Linked DNA regions of Mus musculus: region 1 is linked to region 2. The links are chromatin loops, found by intact Hi-C in ENCODE. Cell type or tissue: gastrocnemius. All regions are shown on one strand.

Region 1 (8,000 bases), 100 kb after region 2:
CCAGGTGTCCACAGCACACCCCTGTAATCTCAGTACTCAGAGGCCAAGGCAGGTGGACTGTGCATCTGTGAGTATAAGGGCCAGCCTGGTCTACCTAGTTACTCTGTTTCAGAAAAGAAAAAGAAACTTAAACCCAAAACAACTTAAACTTAAACAAACAAACAAACAAAACCCCAAAGCTTGTTTCTACCACCGGCTGGGCAGTGGGGATTCACCTACCTGGGGCCAGTTCTGCCCAATCCAGCCCTTCCCCTCCTCCCCCCTCCTCCCCCTCAGGTGCCATCCGCCCCCGCCCAACCCTCCCCCCCCCCCTTGACCCGCCTGCAGGTACTCCTTAGGGTCTCAGAAGCTCCCGCGGCAAGTGATAGAGTGTGCGCCTGCCGGGAGGCAGCGACATTGGACCTCCTTGCTACCCTCAGTTGTCCGTCATGGGGGCGGGAGCCTACCTCTGTGAGCAGGAAGCTCTTTGGACCGGGCCTTGGAGGCCTAGCCTCCTCTGGGGCAGCCTGGCTGGTCATTCACTGGGTCATGTGGCCCCCAGTGGAGGCCAAGCTTCGGGTTGGGGCAAGGCTGGTCTCGGGAGGGTTGCGCTAGGCTAGGGAAGGCACACAGGGCCTCACCTGGCCAGTGGCCCACCTGGGCTTCAGGCTGAGGGAGGGGCGGAGGGAGGAGAAGCAGAGGCTTGTCCCCGCCCCTGGCGACACTCTATCCCGCTGGGACTGTTTGCCCAGTAGCAGCTGGCTTCCAGGAACTGAGGCTGGCAGGTGCCTTTCACCTGCTGGCACTAGGTAGTCAGGCAGTTTAGCAGGCAGGGTCAGGAAGGACAAAGGGTCTGCATAAGCTATGCTAGCTCCAGGGAGAAGTCCCCGAGGAGCCATCCAATACAGTGCTGCTTTCTGGGTGGTGAGAAAGGTCTAGAATAGTGTTTTTTTACCCTTCTCCATGCTTAGACGGTTCATGCTGTGATGACCCCCCACCCCCGACCATAAAATTATTTCTGTTGCTACTTCATAACGGTAATGTTGTTATTATTATGAATTGTAATGTAAGTATCTATGTTTTGTGATGGTCTTAGGCCACCCCTGTGAAGAGATCATTTGACTTCGAAGGGGTCAAGGCTCACGGTGAGAACCCCTGATTTAGAGCTAGACGTGGTGGTGGTTAGTGTGGGTGTCCCCACTGCTCCAGAATTGCGCACTTAAAACTGGGCAGGACTGGGAATGTTGCTCAGTTGGTAGAGTGCTTGCCTAGCATGCATGAAGCTCTGGGTTGCATTCCCCGCACTGCATAAACCAGGCATGGCGGTGTATGCCTATTATCCCAGCACTTGGGAGGTAGAGGCAGGAGAGTTAGAAGTTCAAAGTCATCACTGCTACATACCGTTTTAGGACTAATTGGGCTATATGAAAGTCTGTCTCACTGAATGAATGAATGAATGAATGAATGAACAAAAGAGTAAACAAAAAAGGGGTGGAGAGGTTAGTTTAGCCAAACTTCATGACACAGGCTTGTCTTCCCAGACACTTGGGAATCTGGGACAAGACTGATAATTCAAGACCATCCTAGGGGATACAGAGCAAGTTCAAGACCAGCTTGGACAACTTAGTCCTATCTTATTGGAGCATCTGCCTAGACTCCCCCAGTGAAGGGCTGGGGTGTGGCTCAGTTGTAGAGCCCTGCCTAGAATCCCCCAGTGAGGGGCTGGGGCATGACTCAGTGGTAGAGCCTCTGCCTAGAATCCCCCAGTGAGGGGCTGGGGTGTGGCTCAGTGGTAGAGCCCCTGCCTAGAATCCCCCAGTGAGGGGCTGGGGCATGACTCAGTGGTAGAGCCCCTGCCTAGAATCCCCCAGTGAGGGGCTGGGGCGTGGCTCAGTGGTAGAGTACTTGTTTAGCTTTCAAGCTCTGGGTTCCATCTCTAGCACTTCAAAATGGGTTTGGAAGGATCTGGCATGTAACACTTCTATGGAGAGAGGCTCATCTACCCTGGTTCCTAGAATAGGTGGGGGCTCTGGCCATATCTCAGGTCTGTTCTGGGCCCATGTAGGCCATACCACTCTGGGTACTGTCATGATGTACCCACCCTCTTCTGGTCCTTTGTACCATCTGGCCCTACTGGTGACTTAGCAGACAGAACCTCAGGCCACTTTCCTTTTGGAGTTGTGGTGTGGACACTGGGGTGTGTATGTGTGTGTGTGTGTGTGTGTGTGTGTGTGTGTGTGTGTGTGTGTGTGTGTGTTATCACGTGTCTGGGAAACTCCAGAAGCAAACAACAGTCTGAGGCTGAGCTCTGTCAATTCCCTGCTCCCGTACTGCTCCCTCCATGGTTTCCACCATAGATTCTAGGCACCATCCACTCCTGACACGCAGGCCCTGCATGGGCCATGGCTCCGGCAGCTAGGCTGGCTCTCCTCCCAGATACAACTGCCCCTGCACAGGGAAACTGTCACTTCTAACCACCGTGTTCCCCAATCCCATCGCTGTACATTTTCTTCTGAGATCCGTTTGTGTGTTTATCTGTCCTTAGTAGGAGTTTCTGGAATCTGGCACTGTGCCTGGATGGCCCAGTTGTGATGGCCTTGGCCTGAGGATCTCTTCCTGGCTGGAATTGCTACTGTGCCAAAGGCACCCCCACCCCTAGTCCCACTCTACCCCACAGAGACACCATTCAGTGTGTGGGGACAGGCTGTCATCCTTGGGAACAATGCTGAAGGCCAAACCCAGCTCTGCCCATGGCATCAATGGCTTTCGGGCTTTGCAGGGACTGCGATTCACCTTGCTGTACCACTCCTGCCGCTGCAAAAAAAAAGGGAAACTGAGGCTTCTCTGGACCTTGTTAAGGTTTGTTCCTAGAACCCAGCACAAGAGATGAATGAACCCCAGGTTCTACCTCAGGCCAGATGGACAGAATGACTGAGGCAACAGCAGGAAGCACTATGACTTGACATCAGGAGGACTTCCCTGCCTGGGAAGCAGGGAGGCCTGCTTGCTAGAAACAGGGCCAGTAGCACCAAAAAGGTGTCCTTGACCCTTGGGAAGCCCCTTGAGTCATGGCTGCCAGTGTGGAGGCCAGACCCAGGGGCATTCCTATGGTCCTCATAGATGTCCTATGCCTGCTGTGTTCATGCTTAGCTCTGTCATCCCAGGAAGGCCTTGGAGAGTCTGTCTAAACCTATCCCAGGCCTTGAAGGCAAGAGTTGTGAGGACCCCTGCCATCTCTACCCAACTTCATGCAGTCTTTTCCAGAAGTGACCTCAGCCCTCAGCCTTATCCTGCCTGCCCATGACCATGGACCCCCTTGCCTCTCTAGGCCTCAGTTTTCCCACACGTAAAGTGGGTTTAGTCAGGAACTGGATTGCCCAACTGGCCTCTATTCCCATTGGCATAGTTTGTTTGTTTGTTTGTTTGTTTGTTGTTTCTTGTCCACTCTATCCAGGCAGGGTAATGTGGGGACAGTTTTGATCATCAGGCTTGTCAGACACTCTAGAATTCTGGGTGTGACTGGGCCTCAGTTTTTCCATCTGCAAGATAGGTCAACAATGACTGCCTCTGGGCTGCTGGAAAGAAAAGATGAAGCCGGGCGTGGTGGCACACGCCTTTAATCCCAGCACTCAGGAGGCAGAGGCAGGCGGATTTCTGAGTTCGAGGCCAGCCTAGTCTACAAAGTGAGTGCCAGGAGAGCCAGGGCTACACAGAGAAACCCTGTCTCAAAAAACCAAAAAAAAAAAAAAGAAAGAAAGAAAGAAAGAAAGAAAGAAAGAAAGAAAGAAAGAAAGAAAGAAAAGAAAAGATGAGATACAGTCTGACCCACCTTCTTGGCAAGGCACAGAAATCCCACCCATTCTTGGATGTCAAGATTGCCCCAAACCCCACCTCATCTCAGCAGTGCCTGCCCCCTGCTGGACACCTGTAGTCACTGCAGCATCTTCCCCGTGGAACTTTATGGTTTTGGGCAAGCTGTGAGGGTATCATTCATGATAAGAGGGGTCAGGATGTCCACTTCTGTAATGGGCTCTTTTTCCCCTTTGAGACAGGGTATTTCTCTATATAGCTCTGGCTGTCCTGGCTTCACTCTGTAGACCAGGCTGGCCTTGAACTCAGAGATCTACCTGCCTCTATCTCAACCAAGTGGTAGGATTAAAGGTGTGCGCCACCACTTTCAGGATCTGAAATGGGCTTTAATGGAGGTGATGACACCCTTCATCTCCATCATGTGGTGGATCCCCTTTCCTGCCTCACAACTGGGGCACGTGAGGTGGGGGTAGAGATGACCTGCTGGGTGCACAGTGTGTGTTTGGTACATACATCTCTGTCATGGCTAGGGCTTGGGACCATCTTTGCTGCCTGGCTCTGCGACCAGGGAAGGGCTTGCCAAATAATTTGGCTGGAGAGGGGGGTCCATACTCTCCACATAGGCTCACATTCCGGAGAGGGGGGAGCTGTGTCATGCTGAGCTCAGACACCACCAGGGAGCTGGGACTGACAAAGTGAGGGGTCCCAGGGCAGAGCAGCAGGAGAGAAGCTAGCTAGCTTCTTGTTCCTGTTCTTTCACACTCTATTGAGTTAGGCCTCACCAGAGGCTAGTATCATAGGCCATACTGATAGAGGGCTGGACCCTGGCCACGCGCATATCAGGATAGACCTGCTAGCCTAGATAGGGCAGAGGAACCTCTGACCACTGTTCCCTGTGACCAGGACACCAGAGTCCTGGCCAATCTAGAAAGCTGTATTGAGAGAACAGGGGACGTCAGAGAGCCACTCTGCCTGTCCCTCACTTTCAATCCTGCCCCATGGCCTCCACTTCTGATGCTTGCTGAGGCCCCTACTCCTGGCTTCAGGCTGGCCAGTGATAAGTCTCCTGTTAGCTATCTAGTCCCTCTCCAGAGTAGGGGCCAGGCTCTGTTTGCCCTGGGGCTTCGGGGCCACTTCCTAAGAAACCATTGCCAATGGTATCAGTGGGCTGAGCCGACAAGTCCAGGTCAGGTCCTGCAGAGCGGGCAGTACAACTTTGGCATCCACTGACCCCAGGCTAGCCTCCCAATCCTCGGGATCCTCTGCTAGGGTCCACTATGACCACAGGGAGATTGTCCCCACTAGTGCTCTGGCCCCAATTCAAATAGCACTCACACTGGAGGTGTGGCAGGGTGGAGATGGAAGCCAGGAGCTAGCTTCTTGTGGGTTAAGGTGCTCAGGTGGGTCGAGAGGTCATGGGTGTCTCTCTGTGCCCCCTTCTACCTTTATAGGTTCCAGAAAGCCTGGGTGATGAGTCCAGATTGGTGGCCTTCCATGTTGGGGAACCATAGAGCCTCCCTTTCCCTCTCTCTGCCTGTGCTTCCTCTGCCCTGAGGCTTCCCAGTATACCTGCCTGAGTCTATCTAGAATGCATATGTAGCACCTCCTGGTGGCCAGATGTGGCCTCTCTCTTGGAGGGGATCAGCCTTGAGAAAAGGAGGAAGGCCCAGAAAGCTCGACACGACCAAGGTTTGCCTCAGTTTCCCCAGGGTATCTGAATCTCTGTTTATGGTCCTACAGGGGTCCGGGCACTCAGTGTGGGGACTTAGGTTGCTACTCTCAGATGGCTATCAGCCCTCTTACCAGGCTAGTGAAGACATGAGACTCGGTCCAGGCAGCTCAGCCACCCTGGTATCAGATGGAGTGCAGGTGGAGTCCTGGCTTCCATCCATGGGAATGACTATGGCCTGTTTGTGTCCCATGGCCCTCGACCCCATGGTAGGCCATCCTGGTGATGTGTGGACACTGCTCCTTGCCCATCTTCCTGCTGTGCCTCCTCCTCGTTCCTGTGCCCACCTTTCCTCTCCAGACCTTCCTCATAGTCTTTAGAGAATCCGTCAGGGCCTGTCTGTGCTTGACTTTGCCCCAGAGCCAGATGCCAGACTTGGGTGTGGACCTGGGGGCCCTTCACTTAGAGATGGGCAAATCCTTGCCCTGTGTCTGAGACCCTTTGTGGTAAGTGGGGTGTCTGGGACACAGGAGGAGAAGGCTGGATCGGGAGGGCATGGTGCTTACTGGATCTTGGCAGCAAGTTTCACCCCACCCTGTTGGTGTCATGGGGCCCCGGCTCGGACACCATTCTATTGCTGAGCCAGCCCCACAAGCATGCACACCCACACCCACACAGCTCACCTCCCTGGTGGCTCTGGGCGGCTGGCAGGACCCACTGGGCTGGTGCGTTGCTTTGGTTTCTCGGTACACAGTCTGTAGTTTCTGGGCTGGAGGAAGTCCTGCCTCAGTGTGGTCTCCAGCCCTCAGTTGTCCTCCGTCTCAGCACCTGGGGCAGCCCAGGCCCCTAGGACACTATTGCTGCTGCCCAAGCATGGCTTCTCAGAGGCCCAGAAACTCCTCCCAGTCCTGCCTGGCCTGCCCTGCCTGCCCAACAGCCTTGTTGGACTACACCCTTCACCAGGCCACACCTTCTCTCATCCAGGATTCTGGGATCAGCCTTTCTACACTTGTCCCGGTCAGTGGTGCCCTCAGACCTAGCCCATAGAGCTTGTGATGCCTAGACAGGTTTGTGACCATGAACCCGGTGGGAGCTGGTCTCCAGATTCAACCTGGGTTCTCAGGTAGGGTCATGATGCTGGTGACATATACTGAGGGTAGAGATGACTCCAGTTTTCCCTCTATGCACATGGCTTGCTCTCCTTTCACCTCTGAAGCACCTGAAGGAGGTAGAGGGCCTACCTCACCTCTAACCTCTGATCAAGGTCGCTGATACCTGTCACAGGACAGTTGGCAACAGGAGACATAGGCTAAGTAAGTGCCTACCATGGTTGTCTAGGGCCAGGGGCATGGAAGAACTTTGAAGGTGAGTGGGTCAGGGCACTATCAGAATCTTTCGTACTGGGCCAGCAAGATGGCTCAGTGGATAAAAGGGTGCCTGCCACCAGGCCTGATCTCCCTGCTCCTTCCAATCATTCTTTATCCCTGTGCCTTTATTTGTGTTCAGGCCCACCATGATGGAGGCCTTTGTGTCTGTGTGGTGGAGATGGGCTCAGGGCTCCATGCAGCCTTATGCAAGGTATCTATCTACTTTGCAGTGGGCTCTGGGGCCTGGGGCCTGACTGAGCCCGGCTTGTGTCTAATGGTTTCTCCTACTTGAGCAGGGCTCTGGGGTCTTTCATCTCCTGGTTCTTGTACAGTCTGTTTATTCTCACTTCCAGCTGACCCAAACAGTTTTGACCCTACAGACAAGCCTAACATGTGGTGACAAACTGTAAGCTATAGTGGTAATGCCCTGTGCATGTAGGCTCCTGACATTACTCCCCATTGACCTCTGCTCCAAGTACTCACTTGAGGCTTACCATCTCTCTCTCTCTCTCTCTCTCTCTCTCTCTCTCTCTCCATTCATCCTCCCACCCACCCATCCATCCTCCTTCCCTCCCTCCTTCCCCCCTCTCCCCCCCCCCCTTTCTGTATGTGGAGTGTGTGCGCGCACACACACATTTCAGGCAGCTGTTTCATCTGCCTGGCTTTTACATGGGTACTGGAGATCTGAAGTCCAGCCCTCATGCTTGGTAAGCCCTTCACCCCAGCTCTGGAACTCTTGCCTTGCCAGTCCTCAACCTCAAGCTAGACCAGCTCACTGGCCTGCCCTGTGTGCTGCTCACTTGATCACTGGGGGCAGGGTGGAGCTTGGTCAAGCTCCCGGAAAGGCACCTGCATGGACTCCCAAGGACAGCTACCTTTTCCTCACCTCTACAATGCCAACTCACTGGCTGAACATGGATGGGCACAGTTTTCCTAATCCCTGGGAGGCAGCCTGCCTTGTAGCATGTGACAGGTACACAGGAACCCAAGTTCATGCTTTCATGTGCTAGTTTACAGATGTACCCTGGGTGTGCGCCACATGCGGGCCCTCTATCCACAGAAATACTTTCTACCCAGAAATTGCTGGCACCGTGATCTCTTCTGGGTGACACGGATCTCTTCTGAGTTATGGTGGTAGCAGAGGAAGCCCTGGCCAAGTGTCTTCTCCAGTAGAG
Region 2 (8,000 bases):
CCCCTGCCTGGGATGCACGGCTCTGGGCTACCTGAATTCCCTGAGGTAACACACACATGCAGGTTACACAGAGCCTAGGCAACATTCGGCACCGCTCCAAGCTCTGACAAGCCCACTCTGCAGAGCCTTTTACCACAGCCCAGGAACGGCAGCACAGTCAATCTCCTCCTGACCCTAGGGCCAGCTCAGGAGCCCCTGGGCACCAAACGGGAGTGGGTTTAGGCAGTTACAAACCAGGAATGTCCTACCTAGAAATCAAGGACCAACCCAGCTCACTAACAGCTGTACTGGGCTAAATGGGATACCCAAAAACTCACATCCGCTGGGGAGTCGCTGGAGATCTTGGGGTGTGATATTATTTTTAAAAAGTGGTGGTGAGGGCTGGAGAGATGGCTCAGTGGTTAAGAGCACTGACTGCTCTTCCAAAGGTCCAGAGTTCAAATCCCAGCAACCACATGGTGGCTCACAACCATCCATAATGAGATCTGATGCCCTCTTCTGGTGTGTCTGAAGACAGCTACAGTGTACTTACATATAATAAATAATAAATAAATCTTTAAAAAAAAAAAAAAAAAAAGTGGTGGTGCATGCCTGTAATCCCAGCAGCACTCAGGAAGCAGAGGCAGGCAGATCTCTAAATTCAGGGCTAGCCTGGTCTACAGAGTGAGTTCCAGGATGGCCAGGGCTACACATATATAAAAGCCTTGTCTGAGAAAAACCAAAAGTGGATGGTGAGGATCAGTCAATGTGACCACATTATAATGCGTACAGTGGTCAACATTCAAAACACTAATGTCCTAAGAGGCCAACAACGCAGATGTGGAGATGTACCTATAATCCCAGCAATGGGGAAGGTGAGGCAGGAGTATTTGGAGTGGATGGTCATCATGTAAATTAGAGGGCTGGGATACACAAGATCTCGTCTCAAAACACCAGGACTGGACTGGCAAGATGGCTCAATGGATAGAAGCGCTTGTCCTGAGAGCCCGACAACCTGAATTCAATCCCCAGAACCCACACAAAGGTGAAAGGAAAAACCAACTCCATAAAATTGTTCTCTAACTCCATACAGACATTGTGACATGTTCTCCCATCACACACATCATACAGAACTTTTAAAAAGTCCTGGGTGTGGCTCAGTGTAGAGCTCCTTCATAGAATCCCCCAGTGATGGGCTGAGGTGTGGCTCAGTGGTAGAGCCCCTGCCTAGAATCCCCCAGTGAGGGGCTGGAGGCGTGGCTCAGTGGTAGAGCCCCTGCCTAGAATCCCCAGTGAGGGGCTGGGGTATGGCTCAGTGGTAGAGCCCCTGCCTAGAATCCCCCAGTGAGGGGCTGGAGTGTAGCTCAGTGGTAGAGCCCCTGCCTAGAATCCCCCAGTGAGGGGCTGGGGTGTGGCTCAGTGGTAGAGCCCTTGCCTAGCATGTGAGATGCCCTCAGTTCCATCTCCAACTCTCTACAAAAGAAAAAAAGACAGAAGAGAGAGACGGTAGACTCCATGCAATAATGGAGTCAGAGATGGAGAGAGGTGGCCACCAACCAAGGGATGCCAGGAAACTCCAGATGTTGAGGGAGCGAAAGGACTCTCCCTTGGAGGCCAGGTGGAGCATGTGGCCTGCCACAGGACATGTTCCTGTGAGGGATGACTGTTCCCCTTCTATCTGCACCGTATGGTCAGTGTGCCAGGCACAAAGGACCCTCAGGACCCAGCTCCATTCACACAAGTCATCCAAGGCACGGAGCCAGGCCGTGTGCCTCCCTGCTCTTTTCCTGTCCACAAGACAGGCAAAAGGGCTCAGGAGCACCAGTCTAGTGTGGACCACCTGCAGCCACCAATGTCTGTAAGACCACCATGCCCTGCATTCCTGCCTCTCTCCTGCTCCCCACCTCCAATTCCCAGATAAGGAGATGAAGGCCTCACAGAGAGACAGACCTGGGGGGCAGGTCGCAGCTACATCCACATCCCTCCCACCTACCTGTTTGGAGCCTGGGTACCAGATCCTGTCAGCGCCGGAAGGGCCTTCCTAAGGACACTTAATGCTTGCTCCCGGCTGCTCTCCTGGGCAGGGGCATCCACAACAGGAGAGACTTTGCTGGCAGAGGTATTCATCACAGCAGGGACCCTACCAGTGTGGGCAGTCACCACAGTGGGCACCCTGCCATTTGTGGCACTCACTACAGTGGGGACCTTGCTGGTGGGGGCATTTACTACCGTGGTGACCCTGCTATTAGTGGAATTCACCACAGTGGGGACCTTGCTGGTGGGGGCAGACACCACAGTAGGGACCTTGCTGGTGGGGGCAGACACCACAGTGGGGACCTTGCTGGTGGGGACAGTCACTACAGTGGGGACCTTGCTGGTGGGGGCAGTCACCACATTGGGGACCTTGCTGGTGGGGACAGTCACTACAGTGGGGACCTTGCTGGTGGGGGCTGGGGCTGGGGCTGAGGCTGGGGCTGGGGCCGAGGGAGGGGTCTGGAAAAATTTCTCTCGGGCCTGCTGGGTCTTAGAGGCTGAGGAAGTCCAGGCTGGGGTGACCGCTGTGTTTGAAGACTCTGAGTTCAAGTTGAGCTGAGTCTTAACACCTTTTGAGGCTGTCTGCCCTTGGGACCCAGGTAGGTGAGTGTTCCGAGCACTTGGGGATACAACTGGGCGGGAGTTGAAGTTCGCTGGGCTGCTCTGGGCAGGCGATGACCATCCTATTGGGGAGCTATTCGTCACATGGGTGAGAGCTTTGCTAGTCACAGAAGTAGTAGTCACTGTGATCGTGGGTAGCTTGGGCCCCGCAGAGCTCCCCACGTGGACTTGGGAGGTAGATGGTGGCTTAAGTTCCGTCTGGACAAAACCTTTGGCGGTTGTGTTTCCTCCAGCGTGTTCCCATGCTGCTGTCCTGACCCTCAGTGGTGTCCCCTCTCCATTTGCCTCCTGAACCGTCCATGAGACGCCGAATGGCCTGGTGTCTGCAGTGACACCCCCTGGTTTCCTGGAGGCCAGGTTTGATGACTTGGGGCTCACAGAGGTGACTTCTGAGCTGTGGTGGGTACAGACGAAGACTCCGGGCTCTCCCGTGGCACGGTAGGCCCCCGAGTGCAGCGTGCTGGAGCACTGTTTACACCTGTGAGAATAAGCCACCAAAACTCAGAGCCCGAGCTCTTGATCAATCATTCGTTCACCCCCCGGGTTCATCCATTCCACTCTGCCAAAGGCACACAGGGCCACACTCCTGTACCCACTCCTCCAGTGGCTGACCCTTCCAGCAAATGCTCCTTAGTGATTTTAATCATCATTGTGGGTTACAGCCTCCACCCGTATGCTTGTCGGGGGGGGGTGCACACCACAGAAAACATGTCACCTCCTGCTTGCATATATGAAGACCACACAGTGTAACCCACTTTCAGGGGTCCAACTGCCACCAAGCTCATAAAAAATGGACATAGGATTCACTCCTTGTCCCCAAATCTAGAAGATTCTGGGAAACACGAAGGAGATTATTAAGGGTCACAAAGTTTAAAAAAAAAAAAAAAAACACAAAGGGCTGAGAACAGAATTAAGTCAGTGAATCTAGAGGGACATCCCCCAGGGGACATTAAAAGAGGATATTGGGGTTCAGCTATACTGTCACCAATGGAAGACGGATGGGAGGGCCACGGGAGCCAGGGAAGTGTGTGAGAAGGAAAGGTACACCCCAGCATGCAGCAGCAACCGTACCTGAAGCAGCTTCGGTGGTAGAGGCGCCCGTCAGCCAGGTGCCGCTGCACAAGGTGAACATGTTTGCCACAGACCCCACAGATACTGCTGACAGAGCTTCCCGCGGTCCCCGGAGCCTGCAGGGGGTGTCGGGGTCACTGAGAGGCAGCCGATGTCTCCAGCCTCCCCCCTCAGCCCAGAGGTGACGATCCCACTCTACAGGCTGGAGAACTGAGGCCCTGGAGAGTGACTAGCCAGGGCATGGGTGTGGCTACACACTCAGGACCTTCACAGTGGCCTCGTTGGAAAGAAGGAGACTGGATTCCAGAGATGCTGGCAACTCATGGTGGGGCTAGAGACAAACCTTATACCTTATAACACCCCACCAGCCTCTGGGATCAGACCAATTCCCTCTGCATCCTGGCCTGCCTTGCTCTGGCTTCATGGAACCTGTAGTAAGCTCTAAGGGACAGCAGGGGGCACTCAAGGTCAGCATTGCAGAGCTGGCCTAGGAAGAAAGGTCCAATCCAGTGTCCCTTCCCAACCAGGAAAGAGGACAACAATCTAAATCAACCAGGAAAGGTCTAGGGTTACAGCTCCATTCCACCTGGAGGACCTCCTATGCCTCAGTTTACCTATCTGTATTATGGGAATCACAATTCTTGCCACGCTGGTCACCTCAGTGGGTGCGCTGGATACAAAGCAAGGGAAGGGGTGCTTGCTGTACTAAGGGAGAATCCCACACAGTCATACATTTTGTGATATACATAGGCCTCTAATGCCCACTCAATCAAGACATGCTTACAGCCTTTGGGGATGGTCTTTGTGAGCCACCTTCATTCCTCTGAACCACAGGGTTTGTCCGAGCTGGGGACAGTGGTGACCTCTGGGTTTGAGCCGGCGAGGGCAACTTGGCAGGCTGGGACAGGCCCTTCTTTCCAGAAAGTTCTTCGGTCGAATCGGATGAGGGTCTCTTTATGCCAGCCATGCCCCCAACTGGCATGAGACACAGGAAACAGGGGTCAGGCGGGTCCCACTCAGAGCCTGTGCTCTCTAAGAGGTCCCTGTGCTCACAGTGAAAGGCACGGGCGTCCTGGGACAGCTGGTGAGATGCAGAGTTGGAGAAGGACAACCCCAGGGCACATGCTTCCCAGAAAACCGTGGTCTGGCCCTCACCCCCTCTCCTAGCCGACAACCCCATCTAGGGTCACAGAAAGGGACTTTTCTGTCTCCAAACCACCATTTGGAGCTGGCCCTCCGCCCAGGGGGATTCCGGAGAGTTCTAAAGCTGTAAGAGGAATGTTGTACAGGAAGCCAAGAGGCTCCCCACTCACAGGACTGACTGAAGACCCAGTTTGCCCTCCCTGCCCTGCCTGGCCATCCCTGCCTGGGCCACACAGCTTCTTTTGCCACAGTCAACCAGGCATTCATTGTACAGCCTCAGCTGTCTAAGCCCTTGGGAGTCGAGATGGGCAAAGAGGGTAGAAAAACTGGGACAAGAATGCATCTGTGCATCTAGGCGCACAGGGAGGGGGAATTCTAGGTGGGGGAATAAGGGAGCGGGGGGGGGGGGAGAGGAGGGGAATCTCATTCTACACTTGCACAAAGGCCCTTGGTCTCCTTGGTAACAGACACATCTCCAGGAACCCACATGTGTAGTCTCAGAAAGGGACCTCCCTGCATCACTGCCCACCCTAGGCTCAGTGCTCAGCCATGAGGACAGAGGATGGGAAAGGCTCCTGCAGCGTGGGCTGGTGGCCCGGACAGTGTCAGGAGACTTGGTCATGCCCCTTGGCAAGGGAGGGCCCGTCTGGATGGGGACTCACTTGGGGACCGGCCATGGAAGTAGTTGTAGTATTGTGACACATAGGTGAGAATGCTCAGCCGGTCTGGAACCTTCAAGGCCACCATGTCCTCAGCGTCTAGCAGGGCTGGGATGCCCAGCTGTTCCTCAGCCACTTGGAAGGCCTGGATAGGGGTGAAAATCAGCGGATAGTAGAAAGAACTACTGCTGGGCCATCAGTACCCCCCTAAAAGAGGGGGGCAATAAAGCCTGCACTTCAAGTCCAAGGACTCCTAACTCAGTGACCTTCCAGGCTAAGCTTGTCACATTTGTTTAAAAGTTCAAAGTCCCAACTGGTGTTCCTCAAGAGACCAGGCCCAGGGGACTAGTTGCATGTTGGGGGCAGGTGCTGAAAATTGAACCCAGGGCCTCCAACATGCTAGGCAAGTGCTTTGCTACTGACCTGCACCCCCAGCAACACATTGGGGGATTCTAGGCAGGGGCTCTACCACTGAGCCACGTCCTAGCCCCTCACTGGAGAATTCTAGGCAGGAGCTCTACCTGTGGCTGCTGATGCCTTCCACCCAACCCTTGTCAAACGCCAAATGTGGCTGCAGGCCTATCAACTCAGCTACTTGGGAGGCTGAGATGGGATGATTATAAGGTCAAGCATATGCTGGGCTACAGATGAGTTCAAGATCCACCAGGCCTACTTAGTAATATTAACCCAAAATAAAAGTAAAAGTGGAACTGGAGATGTGATTCAGCCTTAGAGCCCCTGCCTAGAATCCCTCAGTGAGAGGCTAGGGGCGTGGCTCAGTGGTAGAGCCCCTGCCTAGACTTCCCAGGGAGGGGCTGGGGGCGTGGCTCAGTGGTAGAGCACCTGCCTAGAATCCCCCAGGGAGGGGCTGGGGGTGTGGCTCAGTGGTAGAGCCCCTGCCTAGAATCTCCCAGTGAGGGGCTGGGGGTGTGGCTCAGTGGTAGAGCCCCTGCCTAGAATCCCCCAGTGAGGGGCTGGGGGCGTGGCTCAGTGGTAGAGGCCCTGCCTAGAATCCCCCAGTGAGGGGCTGGGGGGCGTGGCTCACTGGTAGAGCCCCTGCCTAGAATGTGTGAGGCCCAGAGTTCAAGTCTCAGTACTGGAAAACAAAATACATAAAAATCTTTTTAAAAAACAATGTAGAGCCCCGCCAGCTCCCTTTAGCTCAGGGCAGAGGCACTGACATCACGGCCCTGACCCATGGTGACTAGCCACATCCTGGTGACTCCTGTAGTTCCCTTCACTGGGGCTCATCCTCCAGACACCTGTGTGGCCTCATGTAGATCCCAAGTCAGGGTTCCAACACTGATCCCACATACGCAGCCCCCTAACCACACTCAGACCAAACCTCAGATCTCCTCTGACCCACGGAGAAGGTCCAGGCCCTGGCCACTCCCACTGAGGGCCATGTGTGCCCTCGGTGTGACCTCCTCACCAGACACTCCTTTCTCCTGACAAGTCTGGGCAGGAAAGCCTCTGGTCCACACTTCCAGAAGTCCAGTTTCACTGGCTTGGAAGGAAAGACCAAAGTCCTTTCTCCACCAATGCTCTGCACCTGCCTCAAGACACTGCCCCACCCACCCAGGGCCCTCAACCATGCGTCCTACCCAGCACTCTGTAGCCCCAGGGCCTTTGCCCATGCAGTCACTCCATCCAGGATGACTTCCTTAGAGCATCCTCAGACCTGACAACACTATCTCCACACACCCCAGCCTCATCTCCTTAAACACAAATTCCCCTCTCATGCCCAGCGCTAGCAGAGCAGTTAACCAGCTAACTTGGCCTCCACCTCTTGATCATTTTCCACCTTATGCATTGATTCGGATCTCTAGCTTGAATTCAAAGTTAGCCAACCAGCTAGTCTGGCTAGCCAGCTTGCTCTTGAGGTCCCCTGTCTCCAACTGCCATGCACTGGCATTACGGGACAGCTGCCCCACTCATCTGGGAGCTACACGGGTGCTGGAGATTGAAACGTAGGTCTTCATGCTTGCTCCATCAGCAGCGTATACCCCCAGTCCTCGGTGCCAGGACTAAAGCTACCATGCTTGGCCCAGAACTGAGTCTTTAACTGTATTTCACGATAATTAAGTAGCAGAGGCTACCCTGCCTGGACTGAACCATCTCATGTCTACTGATTCAGTTCTCCTCAGAGATGCCTGTGTCAGGGGCCCACGCAGACCCCGCTTGGAGTAGAGTAAGGACATATATACGTCAGTTCAAGGGACAGTGGTGCATATTTGGTAGTAGGGAGAGTTGGGTTGGCACAGAGAAGGTACTGGCCATGGAAGTACAGACTAGGTCTGAAACCAAGGGGCCAAAGAAGGTGGTCTCCCAGGGGACCAGGGAATGCTCTTGTCCACCCCCATGACCACCAAGACCCACTCTCCCACAGCCTCCTGGGGCCTTGCTCCTGGATGGATCAGCTAGGCCACCCACAGGCGAGGAGGTCAGCTGCCACCCCAGCGAGGAAGAGAGGGAGAGGTCCATGGAGTCTAG

Evidence for each region. Peaks named below come from ENCODE experiments on the same cell type or tissue, not always from the same donor. Only the 100,000 strongest peaks of a DNase experiment are listed, where the experiment ranks them.
Region 1: it touches region 2 in a loop (2.4-fold over the local background); 6 of 42 quality-filtered maps call a loop at or near these places.

The regions. Positions count from the first base shown.
Region 1 is chr5:139,813,607-139,821,606 of GRCm38, forward strand. It overlaps a transcript of Tmem184a not described here. Among named protein-coding and RNA genes, the nearest start is that of Tmem184a, 4.4 kb to the left of the region's middle. In gastrocnemius, CTCF peaks have their summits at 3,905 (motif pointing left) and 5,399 (motif pointing left); DNase peaks (open chromatin) are centred at 2,540 and 5,398; H3K4me3 peaks cover 446 bases; H3K27ac peaks cover 763 bases.
Region 2 is chr5:139,713,734-139,721,733 of GRCm38, forward strand. Micall2 (MICAL-like 2) reads right to left here. Exons shown (of 17, transcript NM_174850.3): 3 at 5,511-5,652; 4 at 4,490-4,680; 5 at 3,706-3,821; 6 at 1,973-3,112. Among named protein-coding and RNA genes, the nearest start is that of Micall2, 19 kb to the right of the region's middle. In gastrocnemius, no CTCF peak of the experiment used is centred here; DNase peaks (open chromatin) are centred at 4,150 and 4,887.